Linked DNA regions of Mus musculus: region 2 is linked to region 1. The links are chromatin loops, found by intact Hi-C in ENCODE. Cell type or tissue: left cerebral cortex. All regions are shown on one strand.

What was found. Hi-C counts contacts between places; a loop is a spot of excess contacts. Peaks named below come from ENCODE experiments on the same cell type or tissue, not always from the same donor. Only the 100,000 strongest peaks of a DNase experiment are listed, where the experiment ranks them.
Region 2: it touches region 1 in a loop (2.5-fold over the local background); 3 of 42 quality-filtered maps call a loop at or near these places.

The regions. Positions count from the first base shown.
Region 1 is chr9:55,945,676-55,948,175 of GRCm38, reverse strand. No RefSeq gene overlaps it. Among named protein-coding and RNA genes, the nearest start is that of Scaper, 8.8 kb to the right of the region's middle. In left cerebral cortex, a CTCF peak has its summit at 1,158 (motif pointing left); a DNase peak (open chromatin) is centred at 1,166.
Region 2 is chr9:56,117,248-56,119,747 of GRCm38, reverse strand. The region is part of intron 3 of Pstpip1 (proline-serine-threonine phosphatase-interacting protein 1); the gene reads right to left. Among named protein-coding and RNA genes, the nearest start is that of Pstpip1, 29 kb to the right of the region's middle. In left cerebral cortex, a CTCF peak has its summit at 1,074 (motif pointing left); a DNase peak (open chromatin) is centred at 1,008; H3K4me3 peaks cover 454 bases; H3K27ac peaks cover 198 bases.

The DNA.
Region 1 (2,500 bases):
AAAAAAAAAAAAAAAAAAAAAACAGACAAGGAGACACACCACAGACAAGTGCCTGCAAGGAGCCAGTGCTCCTTAGGAATGGAGAGACAGCAGGCAGGTGAAGCTGCCATTATTGGAGTTGTAAACTGGCATTGCTAGAAAACTAGTGCTGTGCTGCAGACTCAGACCATGAAGAAAGGAGCTGTTGCTGAGAAATGGATACAATGGGAGAACAGAGGGGCTACTAGACATGCTGCTGTGGAGGGAAGGAAAGAGGGAGGGAAGGAGGGAGGGAGGGAAAGAAGGGAGGGAGGCGAGAGGGGGGATGCAAGGGAGAGAAGTAGTCCGAGTCCCTGCATTGGCCAAACCCATCTGGAAGGCATTTGGAAAGGGGTCCTGAAAAATGTAGTTTCTTGAGTTAGGAAAAAGCATAGGGGAAAAAATATTAGAGAAGCAATTCCTGAGGAATGGGCAGTTAATTCTGTGAGCCACATCTTTTATGATTCAAATGTCAGATAGCTAATGCCCTATGAAATGGAGTTGATGGACAAACAACTGGCCTGCCCTCTCAGCCTCCACAAGGACAGTTCTGAAGCTTCTTACCCATTTCACGCAGGCTTCTCTGTAAGATTGTGCTGCAGTTGCCCACACTGGTCACATCCTTGTTACCTACTTTATCTCTGACCCCCTTTCCTCTTGTCTTGCCACAAGGCTCACCTTCCACACCAAACTTGAACCCAAGCCCCTTTCTTTCTTTTTTTTTTTTAAAGATTTATTTATTTATTATATGTAAGTACACCATAGCTGTCTTCAGACACTCCAGAAGACGAAGTCAGATCTTGTTACAGATGGTTGTGAGCCAACCAGTAAGAATTTAGAATGAGCCAGGGGCAAAGGTCTCTAAATCAGAGGAGCCTAAGGATATTGGAGAGAGAAAAATTAAGATTTGTTTTGGTTTTAGACAGGCTCTCACTATCTATTTAGCTATGGCTGGTCTTGCTCTGTGGTGAAAAGGTTATCCCAGCTCACAGAGATCTGCCTGACACTGCCCCCAGACTGCTAAAATTCAATGCCAACCTGAATTAAGTTTCCTTAGTTTGTGGTCAGGCATTTTAGCTTCCAGGATCTGAGTGTTGTGTTTGTAGTGTATGGGAATCAGCGCCATCTGTTGGTCAGGGTTCAAAACAGCTACTTCATCTTCCCCTTCACATGCTCCAGCAGATCATAGATGGGGTAGATATTGGGGTAAGCCAATTCAAAGCCCTGGATCTGGGCCTGGATGGTAGCTGAGTTTCTCAGCCTGACAGTTCTCCTGCTCCATCACCACTAGGGTGAGCTCTCCAGCACTATCCAGGCTAGCTTACCCAATGCTTTAGATGGCAAGGGTAGTCAGCCCTCCTGTTCTCATGCTCTCAAGGCCAGCTCATCTGCACCACTGCCATTATGGTCATCTCTACTGGGTTACTCTCCTGAATGATGCAGCCAGTGAAGGGTGTGGCCAGCTCTTCTGCTCTCATGACCTCTGGGTCAGCCTTCTACCAACCATAGGTGGAGAGTTGAGAAGTGGGGCAGGGAGTGGGGGTGGGGAGCATCTTTCACTCACTCAGGCCACCCCACTGGAAATGAAGAGCCAGGCCAGTTCTCCCTAGTGTGGTGGCTGGTGACGGGTGGGGCCAGCTCAGCATAGTTCCTCAGGAAGCAGTCCAGACCAGGGACATCTACATGGCCTTTGGTGGTAATGTGGGTCTGAGACATCAACACAGACACCAGCTGCAATAGGATCACAGACCCAGACATGTTCCCTGGCAGCAAGGAATGGGGCTGAGTGTCATCATGGCCTCTGGTGTCATGGTAGGCCACTTAGATCAGCTCCCCCCCCCCCCCCCCCCCGCTGCTCCCCAGGCAGCATAGCTCTCAGACATCCACATGGTCTCCAGTGGTAGCCCAGACCACAGACATCTGATTGGCCTATTGTGGTAACTTGAGACACAGATATTGACACAGGCACCAGCTGCATCAGGACCATGGACCCAGACATGGTCCTTGGCAGCAGCCAGGACCAGGACCTCACCATGGTCTCAGGTGTCTGTGTAGGCTCCTCATATCTGCCTGTACCTCACTGCCATCGAATCTTCAGTTCCAGCTTTCTTCACAGTGTACTAACCCCTCACCTTCCCATTCTCTCTCATCTCTCACTGCACACTCCATTTTTTCCATCTCTCCATCTCACATGCCCCATCTTAGCCATGCTGCACTCTGGCACCACCAGCATGGGCACTTGAATGTCTTTCTTTTCTTTCTCTCTCTTTCTTGTCTGTCTTTCTTTCTTTCTTCGTTTCTTTCTTTCCCTCTCTTTTTTCTTTCTTTCTTTCTTTCCTTCTTTCTTTCTTTCTTTCTTTCTTTCTTTCTTTCTTTCTTTCTCTCTTTCTCTTTCTCCTTTCTTCATTTCTTTCCCTCTCTCTTTCTCTCTTTCTCTCTTTCTTTCTTTCTTTCTTTCTTTCTTTCTTTCTTTCTTTCTTTC
Region 2 (2,500 bases), 170 kb before region 1:
GGAGAGGCTGCCAGGTAAAGTGGAAGCCCCTGGGCAAGTGGGGGTGACACCTGGGCAGCAGAGGCAGACAGGCCACAAGTTTAAGGTCATCATAAGCGACCAAAAAAAAAAAAAAAAAAAAAAAAGACTCTGTCCCAACTGCTCCCACCCCCTTCCCACAGAAATCCCCACTCTGCTCAGTTTACTTGAACAGCACACTGGGCGCCCTGGATTCTCTCCGGCAGCCTTGTTCACCCCAGAGCATGGTAGCGCTGAGGGCCAAGCAGAGATGCCGGCTCGGCCAGCACACACTGCTGTTTATCGGTGGGTATCGGAGTCCTGGGGCCAATACGGAAACTGTGAGCGCGAGTCCAAGCTCTCAGGAGCAGGGCCCTCGAGAGGCATGTGCTCCATTCAGAGGAGGGGGCAGATAGTGTGTGTGGGAACCAACCTAGGAAATCTGCGGTGGCCTCTTACTCCGGTCTCCACACACAAAAGCAGCACACCCTGTAGCCAGATGGCCAGGCTCTACCACTTATTCACTGTGTGACCCTGGGCAAGCCACCTGGCCCTCTGCCTTGACTTCCCTTCTATGGTGAGCAGTTAGCAGCACAAAGTGGTTTTGAGAATGATAGTCCACTCACTATAAGGCATCGTTGAAGCCTGGCGCAAGTCAGGAGCTTAACATGCCTGTCACACTCACACATATGCAAACTCCGCCAGTCCCCAGGACATCCCCCAGGCACCAGCAGCCGAACTAGGTCTTCCTCTAACCCCAGTTGCACTTTGGAAGAGTTTTCCAGTGGCGCCTTCCCAGAAGCGGCATCCTTAACTTCAGGTAGGAGGAGTCTCTGCCTGGCTACACCAGCTTCCGTCCTTTCCCAGAGCCTCTCCGGCAGCTGAGTGACATCAGGCCGTGCATGTGAGGGAGATGTGCCTCTGCGCTCCCAGCTTGGGCTTAGGGGTACTACGTCTCTTAAGGACACAAAAGCAAACGCATGGTGGCACAGCCTGCTCCACGCTCAGCATCGAGAGCTAAGTAGCGCCCTTGTTGCAAGCTTTCACTGCCTCTCTGCAGGGCGCTCTTCCGCCCCCTGGTGGTAATATAGTCATGTGGCACCTGTCACATAACCAATTCCCTGGGTGAACTGTAAGGGAAGCCCACCTGCCTGTGCTTCCTTCCGGGGTAGGATGAATATGTTCCATGGGGGCTTCCTCTTCTCTCTGAACAGTTGGGGACATTGAGGCCAAGGAGGAGTGGCAACCTGAGAGGACCCCTGGAGATCCAGGCCCTAAGGAGGATTATGGGGTCCTAGTTACTGCCAGGTGTCTTGCCTGACAAGACCATGGAGCAGTAGCAACAGCCTGGGAGCCATGAGATATGCAGATGTGCAGGCCTCTGCCAGTGACCAACCGCTGACCACTTAGTCCTAACCTTCCAGTGCTGACACACTCAGGATGAGGATAGCCTGAATGGTTTCCGCCTCGGGCCCACAAGCCATTTACAGATAAGGAAACTGAGTCACTGAGGCCAAAAGCCATCCAGGTGGTAAGAGGCAAAACCTCAAGGCCAAGGGCTGCACTTATCGATGGCTCAGGGGTTAAGAGCACATTTGGTTCTTGCACCCACATCAGATGGCTCGCAGCCCTGTAACCCCAGCCCTAGCCATCACCACTGGCCTCCACGGGCCCCTGCACACATCCGCACAGCAGACATACAAATGCAAATCCTAAAAGATAAAATGTCAAGGCTAGCCTTGCAGAGGAAGGTGACCACAGGTTAGAATGATTCTGACTTTCGGCATTTATCACCAATGTGCAAACGTGCAACACAACCTGCTAGTCTGTAGCTTGGCTCTCAGGAGACCTGGAAACTCTAGCTGAAGTCTAGTTTCACAGTATAACTGCTCCTCACTAGGAGACATGCCTTCACCCTGATCTCAGTGGAGCAGAGATCATAAAACACATGAAATCTCCTCTGATGGGACCATCTCAGCACTTGTGTTTAGGAGGGGTGAAGGTCAGGTGGGCTTTAAGGTGCCCATGGGCTAATGTTGCTCATCTGTAACCACAGAGGGGCTCACAGGACATTGGCCAAGGTCCACTCTGTTCTCCAAGGCACCCACAGCATCCCTCCTGGTGTGGCAAGAAGAAGAGTGGGAGGAGGTGACTACTTCTTGAGCAAGGTGAGGGTCTGGGCAGAAGCAGAGGACCAGACAGGAAGGCTGATCATGGTGTGTGCGGTATCATGACAGCTCCTGAAATACCTAGCCTGTCCTTACAATGCACCAAAAGCCACACAGGGGCTCAGGCAGGTTCACTACGGTAACAGGAGTGAGGAGTGAGAAAACTCATTCTAAGGTGTGACTAAAACTTCCTGTCATTTATGGGGACCCTGTGAGACCCTAGCTAGTGTGAGGCCTGAGGCAGGAATGCTGGTTTGAGGGCTGCACAGGAGGAGGTAGCCAGTGGAGCTCTCTCAGTGTGGGCTAGTCACGAAGTCACTTCACCCCCAGGCCTT